Linked DNA regions of Homo sapiens: regions 2 and 3 are each linked to region 1. Evidence: chromatin contacts called from ENCODE Hi-C or POLR2A ChIA-PET data. All regions are on one chromosome and are shown on one strand. The core of a region is the stretch at or near the end of the contact, and the rest is flanking DNA. Distances in the headings are between cores, read along the strand shown.

Region 1 (5,143 bases), core at 1,518-4,017:
AAAATATTGACCTATTCAAGGAATGTGGAGGAAATTACTTCAAGGTCAAGCTTTGAAAAAGATTACTTACATTAACATGAAATGAAGTTAAAAACAAATGACCTACTTTTGGCTTTCTTTGATTCATATTGTGCAAGACGTTCTTCCCTTAGCCTCTTTGCTTCTTCACTTTCCTGTAAAGAAAAAAAATTAATCCACTTCAGAAAGCTGGTTGTTCCTCTGCTTAAAGCTAGTGGGGTCATCACAAAAAAGACTGGCTTAATCAGAAAAAAGCAAATCCATCACGAACTCAGCCGAAAGATGGTGATTTGATTTTATTCATCATGCAACCAGTCAGAATTTGAAAAAGGCATATAAATTAAAGCCAGGATTCAAATCCAGGCAATTTGGCTTAACCACATTGATACAATTGCTGATCGATGTATTCTTTTTTTTTTTTTTTGGGACGGAGTCTCGCTCTGTCGCCCAGGCTGGATGCAGTGGCACGATCTTGGCTCACTGCAACCTCCGCTTCCTAGGTTCAAGCAATTCTCTGCCTTAGCCGCCTGAGTAGCTGGGATTACAGATGCCTGCCACATTTTTTTGTATTTTTAGTACAGACAGGGTTTCACCATCTTGGCCAGGCTGGTCTTCAACTCCTGACCTCGTGATCCACCCGCCTCAGCCTCCCAACATGCTGGGATTACAGGCATGAGCCACTGCGCCTGGCCGATATGTTCTTTATAGAAGACGCCATACCTCCTCATCATCAGATCCAAAGAGGTCAATGTCATCATCATCTTTACTATCTGTAGCTCCACTTCCTGTAGTGTCTTCCACATCGGCAGGACCATATTTGCCCAAAGCTTTCTTCACTCCTGGCAGGCTTGAAAAACATTTAAATTCAACCACTATTGAGCTAGTATAACATCCTTTTCCAGAAAATACAAAATAACTTGTTTTAATCACTACTTATCACTAGATCCCTTTTGCAATCATAATTTACCCTTTCACATGCGCCCAGGTAAACACTGTCATATGTTCAACTCCTCACCCGACAAGCATTAGTACCATGTGAGACATTATTTTCAATACTCACTATGATTTACTCTTTCAGTATGAACATTTCTGTTTGAGATTTCATTAAGTATGCTCAGTTCCATTCTTAGTGAACTGGAGTCCACTTCCCCAAACTTCCACCCTTGTTGGCAGTTTCAGAAGAATGGCCAAGGACTGAATGAATGAGCCACCCTCTCACCCCAGAGGTGGGCCCCCCAGGTCAAGGTCGAGGCACATTGGCAGGGCAGTGTGGGGAAAAGTTGAATTGCTGCTGTCCATGTTCTACCTGTTCTGTGAAAAAATGGAGGGCTTCAGTCTCTTGGCCTTCTAAGGTTACAGAAAAATTTAGCTTACAATATCCCAACAAAACTAAAGTAGCCTGGGTCCAGTTTTGTCATGTGAACATCCTGATAAACTTCGAGAGCAGTCTTATTCTTCAGCTCTATACAAAGATGATTTTACCTGGCCTTTTCCTTTTCGTAAGACTTGATGTGATTATACCAACGTAGGGCATGACACAAGTCGGCAGGCGGTGGGCTGGACACGGCTTCAAATACTGCCACATCTGCTTGTGATGGCACATACCTGCCAAGGACACAGAAACATTCACACACACCTTTGAAAAACAAACGCCAGCGAATAAATAATAAATACCGTATGCATCACATTAATTAGTGGGCACTAACCCCAGCAGGGTTGCTTTAATGCTTTTCTTTTCTTATTAGCTCCTTCAAATCAAACCATATGTTTGGGTCACCGCGCTATCCTGAGAAATGTCTGCCACTAAGTAGACCTCAAATACTGCAATGTCTGGCGTTGCTCTATCTACAGCTTAACATGTATTAACTGGGCAGCGATGCGGAAACACCTGGCTGAATTAAGTGTAAATAAAGCACATTTTAACCTTTCCTTGCTCGTGAACCGCTCCCCGGAGGCCGGGCTCGCCCCACACGAGGGCCTTGGGAGACGGCAACGGGGCGCTTTCCCCTCCCTCTCGAAAGGGCCCCGGGCCCGGCCTCCCTCCCTCCCGCGGCAGCCGACACGCTGCGCCACGTGGCCCCGGCCCCGGGCGGAGAAACCTCCCCGCCACCCCGACTCAGCCCGTCCGCTCACCCCTCGATGTAGCTCTTGTCCGCCAGGTAATCGTTGAGCACCTGGAGGCCGGCAGGGCTTTTCAGGTCTCCGAAACCCATGGTGTCGGCTGTATCCGAGAGCTGGGGAGCAGCAGAAAGAGAGCGCGCAAATTGTGGGCGCCCCACGCTGAAGAGAGGAAAAAGGACCCGAAGAGACCGGAAAATTCCTTATATAGAGACGGAGGCGTTTCCCTCCACCGCGCCGGACCGAAGGTTAAAGGTCAAAGTACTTTTGCATTCCCACTTCTCCACGTACGAATTGGGGGCCCTGAATTAAATGGCCCACAAATTGTCCATGGACCTTTCGTTGCGTTTGGAAGTAAATTAATAAAATAGGCATGTCTTAAGTTCGTACCTCCACGGCTCCCGAAGATGACGGGAACCAGCCCTAGAAGCGCCGGAGATGACCGAAGACGCCCGGCCTCGAGGCTGGGGCCACTTCCGGCGGAACTGCGGGTCCAAGTTGTCCTTCCCGCCTCCGGGCTGGGCCGACCTCAGCTCCGCCCTCTGGTCGGCTGACGGAAATTGCCGACAAACTTGTCGAATGCAAGGATTCTAGTCCCTCCGGGCTTTCCGTTCTCCAGGCCCGGCTGACAGAGTTAGCCGAGGCCGCCATATTGAATAAGCGACCCGGCCTCCTAGGGGGTCGTCGTGGTCCAGACAGTTTAGCAGAACAGCCTCCGCGGCTCCGGGGAGAAGGTGAGGTCTTGTATGGATGGGAAGGGTGAGGTGCGTCGGCCAGAGGCTTATTTATTGACGGGACTGTTTCCTTTGGCCCACGCGACGTAGTCTTCTGTTGTCCTTGACTGGGCGCCGCCTCCCGCCCCGCCGCCTCGGAAGCCCCTGAGAGCCGGCAGATGGGGGGCTTTTAGCCACGGTCTCTGGTCTGATGAAGCAGAAAAGAAGATGAGGATCAGGGGGTCCTCGGGAACGCTGTCACGAATGTAGGCTTGCAGGTGACCTTCCCTCTGCAGGGAAAATTCAGGACATTTCCCTCTCAGAGGAGGAGGCCGTTTTATTCCCCGGGAGAGGACCAGTGTCCGATGACTTAGGCCTTAAGACTAAGCCTTTCCCCCCAGATTTTTACACGCCTGATACAGTGCATGATTGTTTGGTCGCTGTTGTGTTAGCAATGGCTCACGCTTCTGTTTGTTGTCCTTGTTTGTTTGGTCCATTGACCACGTTGGACAGCATTTTTTTATTCCTTTAACTAACGGGAAATTGAGAAAAACGACTTTTGAAAAGTTAGCCCAGGATTGCATTGCAAATAACAAAACGTTGTTTACAGGTTATTGGGATCCAGTGCTTGAACTGTAAGGTCTTGGATCAGACACAACTCTGTTCACACACGAATTGACGGTATAGAAGTGTAACGTTAACTGTTTTTGATGAATAAACAAGTTATTTTTGTTTTGCGGAATATTCTTGTTTTCACCGACTTAAGGCTGCCAGAGCACCTGCACTTTTTAAATCCGGGAAAGTGGTCTCTACAAATTAACGACCAGAAATTAGAGATTCAGTTCACTTAACCGTTATTGAACATTTACTACGAGCCAGAAATGAGTCCGTAAAGAAGAATAAAATGGATGATATGCTGGGGGAATCGTAAATGTTAGATAGCCTGGTCAATGAAACTGAGAAAAGGCTTTTAAGCCAAGATTTGAAGGATAAGGAGGGGCCAGGGAAGAGCATTTCAGTCTGAGGTCACAGCCGGTGGCAAGAGGGGAGAGGCTGTGTGGGAATAGTGTGGAAGCTTGGTGACCTGTTAAGCTATTGAAGGCCGGAGGCGGTGGCTCACTCCTGTAATCCCACCACTTTGGGAGGCCGAGGCGGGCGGATCACGAGGCCAGGAGATCGAGACCATCCTGGCTAACACGGTGAAACCCTGTCTCTACTAAAAATACAAAAAATTAGCTGGGCGTGGTGGCGGGCGCCTGTAGTCCAGCTACTTGGGAGGCTGAGGCAGGAGGCTGGCGTGAACCCGGGTGGCGGGGCTTGCAGTGAGCCGAGATCGCTCCGCTGCACTCCAGCCTGGGCGACAGAGCGAGACTCTGTCTCAAAAAAAAAAAAAAAAAAGCTATTGAAATACTCCAGGCAAGGAGTGATGGTGGATTGGGATAGGGTGGTACCTTGGAAGGCAAGAAGTAAATGGATGGATCCATGTTGGAGAACGTGGAATAGCATAGTCCCTATATGGAAAAGTATCCAGTCTAGTTTAAGAAATGATTAGTCATTAACATTTTCCATCCAAAGAGATAATTATTTCTATTGCTACTTGGCATATCAATGTTCAAAGCACATATCGAAGTGTTGCAAATCTGTATTTCTTATGTTGGGCTATGCTTTGTTGCTGGATGTCAACAGTCTAGTTCTAGTTGATTTCCTATCCAAAGTGAGTACTATTTTTATATTGCATTGGAGATAAAAAAGTATTAAAGTTTTAAAATTGTATGAAATACTGATTGTTGATTTCAAATCTGTCAGTGCTCTAATGGAGTAAGTTTAGGTTTATATTTATGCCATCAGTAGTTTTTAATAGGACAGATGCTACTCTAGTTCTAGAACTTGGTGATAAGACTGTTTGGTGGTTATTTTCATAAGGGTCCTGTGCTAGGTCTTCAAAAAAGGGAAATGTCCAAATTCCTTGTCCTCAAGGAGCTTACAGTCTGGTAGGTACTAAAATTGATTACTAACCTACAGTTTAGTAAGTAAAACAAAAATATCTACACAGTGTGTACTGGTACTAAAGAAAAAGAGCTCAAAGAAAGAGTGCTTTAAAATTGGTTGTCTGCCAGGCGCGGTGACTCACGTCTGTAATCCCAACACGTTGGGAGGTCGACGCGGGTGGATCACTGAGGTCAGGAGTTTGAGACCAGCCTGGCCAACATGGCGAAACCCCTTCTCTACTGAAAATACAAAAATTAGCCGGGCGTGATGACAGGTGCCTGTAATCCCAGCTACTTGGGAGGCAA
Region 2 (5,143 bases), core at 1,158-3,657, 3.9 Mb after region 1:
GGAGATAAAATTCACCATATATCATATTAATTTTACATGTATCTTAATATTTGCCCTTTTAAAGTGTACAATTCACTTTTTAGTAGTGCATTTTCACAAAAATGTGCAGCCATCACTAGTTCCAGAACGTTTGTATGTCTTTTATACTCAGAAACGATCAATGTTAATTCCAATAATTACAAACTAATCAATGTCAACATATTCGAGCTTAACTAGTTATTTCTTTAGTACTAGGTTACATAAACCACAATTTAATCATTTTGAACAGTAACTTGCAGATAAATAGCACTGCAAACTCCAACGGAATACTCAAAGACATTTTCATGGAGGAGGACACTTTTCATTAATAGAAATCAGTAATTCATCGAGACACGGTTGAGTATTTTAGGACCCAGGTCTAGAAATCCGACCATTGATAAGCCAATTCCTTCCTACCATGGGAGACAACCAGTGCACTGTGCAGAGTTGCTCCTCTTCACATCCGGTACAGGACAGTATACTACGGCAATTAACGGTGAAATTCATCGATAGACACTTACAGACCACATTGGCTAAGAGAATTTGAAGCTATGCAGAACTCTACATGGTAATTTAGATAAGATTCCAAAAAGCTGGAGAAAAGTAAAATTGACATGTTTCGTAGCTCTAAAGGGGACTAAGGAGCTTACTTACAAGTTCCTTAAAACACTAATACGGCAATTGCAGATAACTCCAACTAAGGTAAAAACAAGCAAAACTGCCTTTTCGGTTTTAATGATTTTATTGGTTTTCTTAAAAATAACATTTGACGTATCAAATGCAAACTGCGTATTTTCAAATGTCAGAAGTGAAACATGGAGAACTCTGCACCCATCCAGACTTTCTTGCATCCACACCACAAATGGTTTTTTGGTTCATAGCTAAAATTGTATTACATTTATTTTTACCTAGCGTTTTTGCTTTCTACCAACATATATATATGTAGAATATACATAAAAACTTTATTTTTCATTGCTATATTCACAGACCTCAGAAGAGTTGCACCGCACAAGAAAAGGCACTCAATCTCACTCATTCTTCCTAACATCTCAACAGCATCTTGCGATACGAATGTCTTACCATTCAACCATTTCAGTGCTGACGAACTTGTCAAACTTTCCCCACGAAAACAACCAAACCTCAAACTGACATCACCAGCCCAGATGTTTTCCCCTAAGCTTCAAATCTGAAATACTGAACTGCCCGATCTACACAACTGCATTATCAGGTCTAATAGACAACGCAAGCTTCGCACAGCCCAAACCGGAAATCTTTAGTCCTTCCCCAAGAAACTTTCTTAACATCTTATTTAAACCAAAACCCCACATTCAATCTATTAGCCAGTCCTTCCTGTTCTACCTTCACAATTTCTATCGATATTTGTTTCTCTCCATACCAGGCAATTTCATCTTGTCCAAATGAATGCAAAAGTATTCTTGCTGCCGTTCTTATCTCCTCGAGTCTAATCTCCACACAGCAGAGTAACCGTATTAAGACAAATTAGCAGGTCATTCCTCTGCTTAAATCCTTTCGATTGGCCGAGCACGGTGGCTCACGCCTGTAATCCCAGCACTTTGGGAGGCCGAGGCAGGTGGATCGCTTGAGGTCAGGAGTTCAAGACCAGCCTGGCCAACATGGTGAAACCCCGTCTCTACTAAAAGCAAACAAACAAACAAAAACAACTAGCCAGGCGTGGTGGTGGATGGAGGCCTGTAATCCCAGCTACTCGGGAGGCCAAGGCAGGAGAATCGCTTGAACCCGGGAGACGGAGGTTGCAGTGAGCCAAGATTGCGCCACTGCACTCCAGCATGGGCAACAAGAGCGAAACTCCATCTCAAAAAAAAAAAAAATCTTTCGATCATTCCTCAAAACATCTAGAATAAAGTCCGAATTCCCTATAATCTGTTAAATTCTAACACGCCTCCTGCCCACCCCTTCAACGGGAGGAAATAAAATCCTCTAATGCAGAACGGGTCTCCCCAAACGGCGGGGCCACGTGTTACACGTAACATGGCTCTCAGGTGTAAAGGCCTTCTCCCTCCTCCCAGAGCCCGGGCTATAACAGGCACCCACGCTACTCTGAGTAGTTCCGTGCTTAAGTCTTTCCCTCTCCTCGTCTGTCCAGCATCCGCCTTCCCCCTTTAACGGCTCGCTCTCCCACCTACCTTAAAGATGGCGTAACCCACAGACGTTTCAAACAGCACCAACATGGTGAGGCCGGGTCAGGGCGCCGCACGGCCTGCCAGAAGCTGTAGAGTCAGTTCAAAAACACCGACTACGCGGCCTCAAAAGGCCTCCTAGGCCGCGGCGGGCAAAGCACAAATGCGCTCGCCGTCCCGCAAAGAATCAGAACACGCTGCCTAAACCCTCCACGCTGTACTGGAACTAGGACGCACGAACGCGCTACTCCTTCTCTGAGGATTCTGGGATAGCAACGTCACTTCCGACAGAAGACTGCCGCAGAGATTGCCGTCACTTCCAGAATGTTCCCGCCACAGCGGGCTGGGGCGGGCCGAGAAAGTTTGTATCGCGGGATCTAGGGCCTGAACGGAGCCTTTGCGCCTTTTTTTCTTTTTTCTTTTTTTCTTTTTTGGAGACGGAGTCTCGCTCTGTAACCCAGGCTGGAGTGCAGTGGTGTGATCTCGGCTTACTGCAACCTCCGCCTCCCGGGTTCAAGAAATTCTCCTAGCCGGGCGCAGTGGCTCACGCCTGTAATCCCAGCACTTTGGGAGGCCGAGGCGGGCGGATCACAAGGTCAGGAGATCGATCGAGACCATCCTGGCTAACACGGTGAAACTCCGTCTCTACTAAAAATACAAAAAATTAGCCGGGTGTGGTTGCAGGCGCCTGTAGTCCCAGCTACTCGGGAGGCTGAGGCAGGAGAATGGCCTGAACCCAGGGGGCGGAGCTTGCAGTGAACCAAGATCCTGCCACTGCACTCCAGCCTGGGCGACAGAGCGAGACTCCGTCTCAAAAAAAAAAAAAAAAAAAGAAATTCTCCTGCCTCAGCCTCCCCAGTAGCTGGGACTAGAGGCACACACCACCACGCCCAGCTAATTTTTGTATTTTTAGTAGAGATGGGGTTTCAGCATGTTGGCCAGGATAGTCTCGATCTCTTGACCTCGTGATACGCCCGCCTCGGCCTCCCAAAGTGCTGGGATTACAGGCGTGACCCACTAGGCCCGGCCTTTTTTTTTTTTTTTTTTTTTTTTTTTTTTTTTTTTGAGACAGTCTGGCTGTTGCCCAAGCTGGAGTGCAGTGGCACTATCACGGCTCACTGCAACCTCCAACTCCCAGGCTCAAGCGATCCTCCCACTTCACCCTCCGGAGCAGCTGGGACTACAGGCCTGTGCCACCACACCCAGCTAATTTTTTGTAGAGACAGGGTTTCACGATGTTGCCCAGGCTGGTCTCGGACTCTTGACCTCAAGGGATCCTCCCACCTCGGCCTCCCAAAGTGCTGGGATTACAGGCGTGAGCCACCGCGCCCCGCCACCGCTAGAGATTTAAAGGGGAAAAACTTCACGATATTATTTTGTTAACCCTCTATGAATTATATGTTCACTTTGAGAGAAACGAGGAGCTGTTTCGGTGCCAGTCTGCCTCAGGCATCTAGAATTTGAAATGCCAGCTAGTGCCATTAGACTTTATCCCCTTTCAAGCCCTGCCTTGAGGCGAAGGCCTCAGAATGACACCATTACTGTCACTATATTTGTGAGCATTCCTGGCCGTTCCCTTCTGTCTGGCCAAATGAATTATTAGCACAGTTTTCTTTCAATAAGCCTCTCCTATTTTTGCTGCATTTGTTAAAATGACCCCAGGGTATGAATTTAGAATGTCTTTTTTTTTTTCTTTTTCTTCTTTGTTTTTTTTGAGACGGAGTTTCACTCTTGTTGCCTAGGCTGGAGTGCAGTGGTATGATCTCTGCTTACTGCAACCTCTGCCTCCCGGGTTCAAGCAATTCTCCTGCCTCAGCCTCCCGAGTAGCTGGGATTACAGGCATGTACCACCACGCCTGGCTAATTTTGTATTTTTAGTAGAGATGGGGTTCCTCCATGATGGTCAGGCTTGTCTCGAACTCCTGACCTCAGGTGATCCACCCACCTCGGCTTCCCAAAGTGCTGGGATTACAGGCATGAGCCACTGTGCGGGGCTGAATTTAGACTGTCTTCTTGATTTAGTGTTACTTGCTTTTCTGGAAGCCTTTCAGTCTCAGGGACTGGGATTAAATACCCCAGTTGTTTCACAAGTCTGTCTTCCAACAGGGGTAAAATTTCCTTACTCACTTCCCAGGCCCTATATGCAGATTGTTCCTAATCATTAAATTGCAACCTGCTGGGAGAATTGCTTGAACCCAGGAGGCGGAGGGTGCAGTGAGCCGAGGTGGCACTACTGCACTCCAGCCTAGGCGACACAGCGAGACTCCATCTAAAAAAAAAAATTGCAACCTGCTCAAGATTGTGGAACATTAAATAGGTAGCAACTCTGCAACCTGAGATTAAGAGGAAAGAAAATCCTGGGTTGAATAACAGAAAGTCACAGGACAGAGGAATCTAGGGTGAATTCTTTTTTTTTTTTTTTTTTTGAAACGGAGTCTCAGTCTGTCGCCAGGGCTGGAGCGCAGTGTCGCGATCTCAGTCACGATCTCAGCTCACTGAAGCCTCTGCCTCTTGGGCTCAAGTGATTCTCCTGCCTCAGCCTCCCCAGTAGCTGGGATTACAGACACACGCCACCATGCCCAACTAGTTTTTGTATTTTTAGTAGAGACGGGGTTTCCCCATGTTGGCCAGGCTGGTCTTGAACTCCTGACCTCAGGTGATCCGCCTGCCTCAGCCCCCCGAAGTGCTGGGATTACAGGCATGAGCTACCACGCCCGGCCTAGGGTGAATTCAAGAGCATAATTGGCCGAGTGTATGGTTCACGCCTGCTATGATCTCACCATTACACTCCAGCCTGGGCTACTAAGCAAGACCCTGTCTCAAAAAAGAAAAAAAGCATGGTTGATTATAGTTACAGCTGTAATCCAGTGTGGTCAGGGAGACAAGAGAGACGAAAATTACCTGATTGGGAGAGGGGTATGCGTGGGTGGGTGAGATGTTAGAAACACCATGTCTGTTTATAGTGT
Region 3 (5,143 bases), core at 1-2,500, 3.8 Mb after region 1:
GGGACGTGCCGGCCGGAGCTACTCACCAGCCGCAGTGCTGACCAGCAGGATGGTCCATGGTAGCCAGGGCACCCGCCAGGGCCGCTGCAGCGAGGAAGTCATCCCTGGGCCAGCCAAGAATCAGGAGGGCAAAGAAAAGAAATATGGGAAGTAGACCGGCGGAGAAACAGCCGGGAGGCTCGTCTTCTCTCCCGTGGACTGATCCTGCCCGTATCACAATACAGTTTGAAAGGACAAATGGCTGATGAGAGGACCTAGCTGCAGAGCTTTCATGCCGCTGCAGAAATTCCCTTCATTTCTCTCCCTCGCGGCTGGGGGGGTTCCTTCGCCTCGGACGGGGTGCCGCGGCCCTCCAAACGGAAGGCATGTCTGTGGGGAAAGCAGGGAGCCAAGAAGAAATCCCCCAAATTATTTCCCTCGTAGTTTCACGATATCAAAAAAATATCCAGGTCTGGGAGAAAACATATCCAGGGTGCGGAGGGCGGGGATTCGATCCGGGGTCGGGGGGCGAGGGTCAGAACTAGTTCCCGACTGCCGGGAAGGACGAAGCCGGACGGGCGGCGGCGGCGCCCGGCAGCCCTAGTCGCATCGCCCGCGGCTCCGGGAAGGCAGGATTCCTTAAGTTTCGCTTCGGTGCTTCCTTCACTCTGATTTCGAAAACAACAAATCCTCTTCCTTGACTGGATCAAAAAAGGTGCCTGCCTCCATGGACAAGCTCACAGTCCCCACGCCTTCGCAGAACAACCGTGAGAGGGTTGGGGAGGCCCTGGCGAAGGCTGAGGAGAGGTAGGAGCGGGGGAGGGGAGGGGTCGCGGTCGCGGCCCCGGTCCGGGCTCCCCGAGACGGCAGGCGGAGTGGGTGTGAGAGGCTGCCCCTTCTAGTCCTCCCGGCGGCGCTCCCTTCCCTTCCTCGCTTTTTATTCCTGCGGCTCGATCTTGCCTGAGGTAAATTCCACCAAGAAAGCCTCCTCTTCTCCCGTCAATGGCTCCTGTGAGCGAATCACAACCCCCCGAGGAAGCCGCTGCTGCTGCCGCCGCCGCCGCCGCCGCCGCCGCCGCCGCCGCCTCGTTCTCCCGCAGCTCTGGGCTCCTGACGGAACTCGGGCGTCGCGGACCGAGGGCGGGGGGCGGCGGGAGGGCGGATGAAGGTAGCCGGGGAAGGGGGTGGGCAGGGAGGCGGCGAGACACCCTGCGTCCCTCCGGGAGGCACTTCCAGTGGCTCCGAGCAGACCAGACACAAAGGGGGGAGTCGCCGCAGCTGCCAGTCTGCGGCGCTCCCGGTCACCGGAGTCGCCCCGCCTCCGCCGCCGCCTCCGCCTCCTCCTCAGTCTCCGGCTCTTCCCGGCCCTGTCTGTCTCTAGCCTGTGGTGCAGAGCGGGCGGCGGCGGCGGCGGCGCCGGCGGCGGGATGAAGCCCGCACTGCGCCTGCGCGCTCACGGCCCCGCCCGGCCCCGCCCCTCGTTCGGGGCTGGCTGAGGGCTCCGAGGCCCCACCGCAGCGCGTCTCTCCGGTGAATGGCCGAGGGCTGGGTGGGGCTGCGGTGGGCAGCGGTGGCCTTTCTCCTTCACACACATACACATGCCTTCCAAATGTGCATGGCTTGGGATTCGCGTATTTGTTTAAGAGACGACGGCCACATCCTTTTGTTCGGCGTTCAGCAGACTCCTCCGAGTTCCGGGATTTCTCCCGACTGAGGCGTCTCCGTCTCAGTACTCTCGGAGGAAAGCCTCGAGGGGCAGAACTGCCCTCTGTTGTTTCACGGGGCTGGAACCTCCCTCTCCGCAGCCCAAAGAATCCGGATGGACCCGCCTTTCCCAGAACCGGAGACCTTGGCCTCCTCAGGCTCCCCTCTGACTCAAACAAAAGCCGGAATTGGAAAGACCACCCCTTTGATGTGTTCGCTGTAATCGACGTCCTGCTTTCCTCAACCGCCCATTCCCTTAGCCTTCTTAGTTGACAGGAATATTGAGTATTTGCAAGGATGCGAAGCCAGAAAAAAAAAAAAGACTTTTAATTCTATAAATCGTCCCGCTGCGTGCGCGCGTCTGTCCGTACAGCGCGGTGCCCACCCCGAGAGAGGGCCTGGATTCACCAAGGCTGGGGGCCTTGAGGGCTTTTTAGGGCACGTGAAAGGAAAATGGAGTTAGAGTTGTGTCGGGATAGAGAGTGGGATCATTTTGCACTCAAGGAATTGAGAAGATCCCGTTGGTACCGCAGTTTCCAAGGATTTGTGTAGTGCGTTTTTTGGATCTGGTTTGTACAAGCGACCAGTATAGGAGACGGGATCCCTCCCGCCCTTACACCCCGCTGCGGGGTCAGCCGACGTGGGTGGGATTTTGCTGGCGGCGAGGGGAGAAGGTGACGTGCGTGGCGCCATGATCGGAAGTCTGGACTGAATTCTTAGCTGCGAGGTGGAAAATGCGCGTGGGAGGGCGATCTTGAGGGGTGAAGTCTGGCCTTCCCATCTCCTACCAGGCAGGAGGGTTATGCTGAAGGCTGGTTTTGCTGGTCTTTCATTGTGGCTAAGGGCAGTTCCACAGATACAGTCATAGATAGACTCCTTAAGTCATGCTCTGCTTGCTTCTTCTAGTCCGCTGTTACCTCTTTATCTGAATTTGATGTAAATAAATCTCCACATTCCTTAAACTGGTTCTGTTATACTAAACATCTTCCATAATTAGGGGTTGTAGCAATACCAACCCCGGATTCTAAGACTCTTTTTAGTTGAAATATGTTTATGCTGTTTACCCTTTAGACAGAGAAAAAAAAATTCTACCTAGTAAAATCCCTTAAAAAGACGAAGAGCATATGCTTTGATTCATTAGCTTTATTTATTTAGGTTTTATTTATTTATTTATTTATTTATTGAGGCGGAGTCTTGCTCTGTCGACCAGGCTGCGGTGCAGTGGCGCGATCTCGACTCACTGCAACCTCCACCTCCCAGGTTCAAGCAATTCTCCGGCCTGAACCTCCCGAGTAGCTGAGATTACAGGCGGCGCCATCACGCCCGGCTAATTTTTGTATTTTTAGTGGAGACAGGGTTTCACCATGTTTGCCAGGCTGGTCTCGAACTCCTGACCTCACGTGATCCGCCCGTCTCGACCTCCCAAAGTGCTGGGATTACAGACGTGAGCCACCGCCCCCGACCGATTCTTTATAGCTTTATTACTGTATTTTGTTTTGCCCAAAAGGTCTAAATTAGAAACGGTATTGTTTTACCATTTGTCTTTCAAGAACTGAGAGTTTCTAGCACTCAGAGAAATTGGATTTTAGTATGTTAGAGGTGCAGAAAGTTTAAAGTTTATTAATTCGTAGTACACTTTTATCTTCCTCAAATTGAGATCAAGTACTTCATCATTCAATTTTTATTTGCTTAAGATTTTTTCCAAGAAACATTAAGTGTCCTTTTTGTAGTTCCCCCTTATCCACCGTTTCAGTTACCTGCAGTCAACCACGGTCTGAAAATATTACATGGAAAGTTCCAGAAATAATAAGTGGTGTTTTTTTTTGTTGTTGTTGTTTTTGTTTTTTTTGAGACGTAGTTTCTCTTTTGTTGCCCAAGCTGGAGCACAATGGCACGATCTCAGCTCACAGCAACCTCCGCCTCCCAGACTCAAGCGATTCTCCTGCCTCAGCCCCCTGAGTAGCTGGGATTACAGGCATGCGCCACCACACCCGGCTAGTTTTGTATTTTTAGTAGAGATGGAGTTTCACCATGTTGGTCAGCCTGGTCTCGAACTCCTGACCTCAGGTGATCCGCCCTTCTGGCCTCCCAAAATGATAGGATTAGAGGCGTGAGCCACTGCGCCTGGCCTCATAAATTTTAAATTGAGTACTGTTACTAACTAGCTGTGAGGAAATCGCTGCCATCCCACACTGTCCTTCTGGGATGTGAATCATGGTTTGTACAGTGTATCCGCTATAACCTCCTTAATCACTTAGTAGCAGTCTCTTATCAGACTGACTGTGGCAGTATGCAATATCCAAGTGCTTGTGTTCAACTAACCCTCGTTTTACTTAATAATGGCCCCAAAGCACAAGAGTAGTGATGCTGGCAATTCAGCCATACAGAAGCTGTAAAGTGCTTCCTGTAAGTTAAAACGTCAGAGTTCTTGCCTGTAATCTCAGCACTTTGGGAGGCCGAGGCAGGCAGATCACAAGGTCAGGATGATCGAGACCATCCTGGCTAACACGGTGAAACCCTGTCTCTACTGAAAATACAAAAAAATTAGCCAGGCGTGGTGGCAGGCGCCTGTAGTCCCAGCCACTCGGGAGGCTGAGGCAGTGAATGAATGGCATGAACCCGGGAGGTGGGGCTTGCAGTGAGCCGAGATCATGCCACTGGACTCCAGCCTGGGCGACAGAGCAAGACTCTGTCTCAAAAAAAAAAAAAAAAAAAAAAAAAAAAAAAAAAAAAAAGTCAGAGTTCTTGACTTAATAAGGAGGGAAAAAAATTATAGGCTGAGGTTGCTAAGATTGCTGGTAACAATGAATCTTTGGCAGGGTGCAGTGGCTCACGTCTGTAATCCCAGCACTTTGGGGGACCAAGGCAGGAGGATCACTTGAGGTCAAGAGTTCAAGACCTGCCTGGCCAACATGGTGAAACCCCGTCTATACCAAAAATACAAAAATTAGCTGGGAGTGGTGGCACGTGCCTGTAATCCCAGCAGCTACTCCGGAGGCTGAAGCAAGAGAATCACTTGAACGCAGGAGGTGGAGGTTGCCCATTGCACTCTAGCCCGGGCGATAGAGACTCTGGCAAAAAAAAAAAAAAAAATCTATCTGTGAAACTGAATTGTGAAGAAAAAATAAATTCATGCTAGTTTTGCTGCCATACCTCAAACTGCAAAAGTGATGGCCACAATGTGTAATAAGTGCTTAGTTAAGATGGAAAAGGCATTAAATTTGTGGGTAGAAGACATAATAGAAATGTATTCCAGTTTATAGCAATTGGGTTCAGTACTGTCTGCAGTTTCAGGCATCCACTGGAGGTCTTGGAACAAGTTCCTTGTGGATAAGGGGCAGGGAGGACTACCGTACATGTTATAAATGTATGATAAATTATATAGAACATAAAGAAAAGGTCTTAGGAAATTCACAAGAAAAAACACATGCCGCTGACTTGGTAGGTAGACAACTAGATA

What was found. A loop is a pair of places that touch in the nucleus more often than their neighbours do. ChIA-PET counts read pairs that join two places held with the same protein, here RNA polymerase II (POLR2A). Pooled maps may share reads with other maps.
Region 2: a loop to region 1 is called in a pooled map, with 36 times the contacts of the local background. The contact joins the promoter of NOP58 here to the promoter of NDUFS1 in region 1. A Hi-C loop is called at or near these places in 7 of 50 pooled maps.
Region 3: a map of CD4-positive, alpha-beta memory T cell shows a loop between it and region 1 (11-fold over the local background). The contact joins the promoter of BMPR2 here to the promoter of NDUFS1 in region 1. A Hi-C loop is called at or near these places in 1 of 168 maps with a recorded cell type or tissue (CD4-positive, alpha-beta memory T cell), 1 of 37 single-sample maps with no recorded cell type and 11 of 50 pooled maps. POLR2A ChIA-PET finds 5 or more read pairs at or near these places in 1 of 52 experiments (activated B cell).

Annotation. Positions count from the first base shown.
Region 1 is chr2:206,157,068-206,162,210 of GRCh38, reverse strand. NDUFS1 (NADH:ubiquinone oxidoreductase core subunit S1) reads left to right here and starts at 2,767. Exons shown (of 19, transcript NM_005006.7): 1 at 2,767-2,870. EEF1B2 (eukaryotic translation elongation factor 1 beta 2) reads right to left here and starts at 2,316. Exons shown (of 6, transcript NM_001959.4): 1 at 2,152-2,316; 2 at 1,501-1,623; 3 at 739-865; 4 at 107-173. The coding sequence starts at 2,231. It overlaps SNORD51 (small nucleolar RNA, C/D box 51), which reads right to left and starts at 330; the gene lies at 261-330. RefSeq lists a silencer at 1,980-2,049 and enhancers at 2,310-2,569, 2,680-3,089.
Region 2 is chr2:202,263,027-202,268,169 of GRCh38, reverse strand. NOP58 (NOP58 ribonucleoprotein) reads right to left here and starts at 2,407. Exons shown (of 15, transcript NM_015934.5): 1 at 2,184-2,407. The coding sequence starts at 2,228.
Region 3 is chr2:202,372,434-202,377,576 of GRCh38, reverse strand. BMPR2 (bone morphogenetic protein receptor type 2) reads right to left here and starts at 1,250. Exons shown (of 13, transcript NM_001204.7): 1 at 27-1,250. The coding sequence starts at 102. RefSeq lists enhancers at 1-688, 1,843-2,132, 2,243-2,402 and silencers at 743-802, 873-932, 1,063-1,552, 1,703-1,752.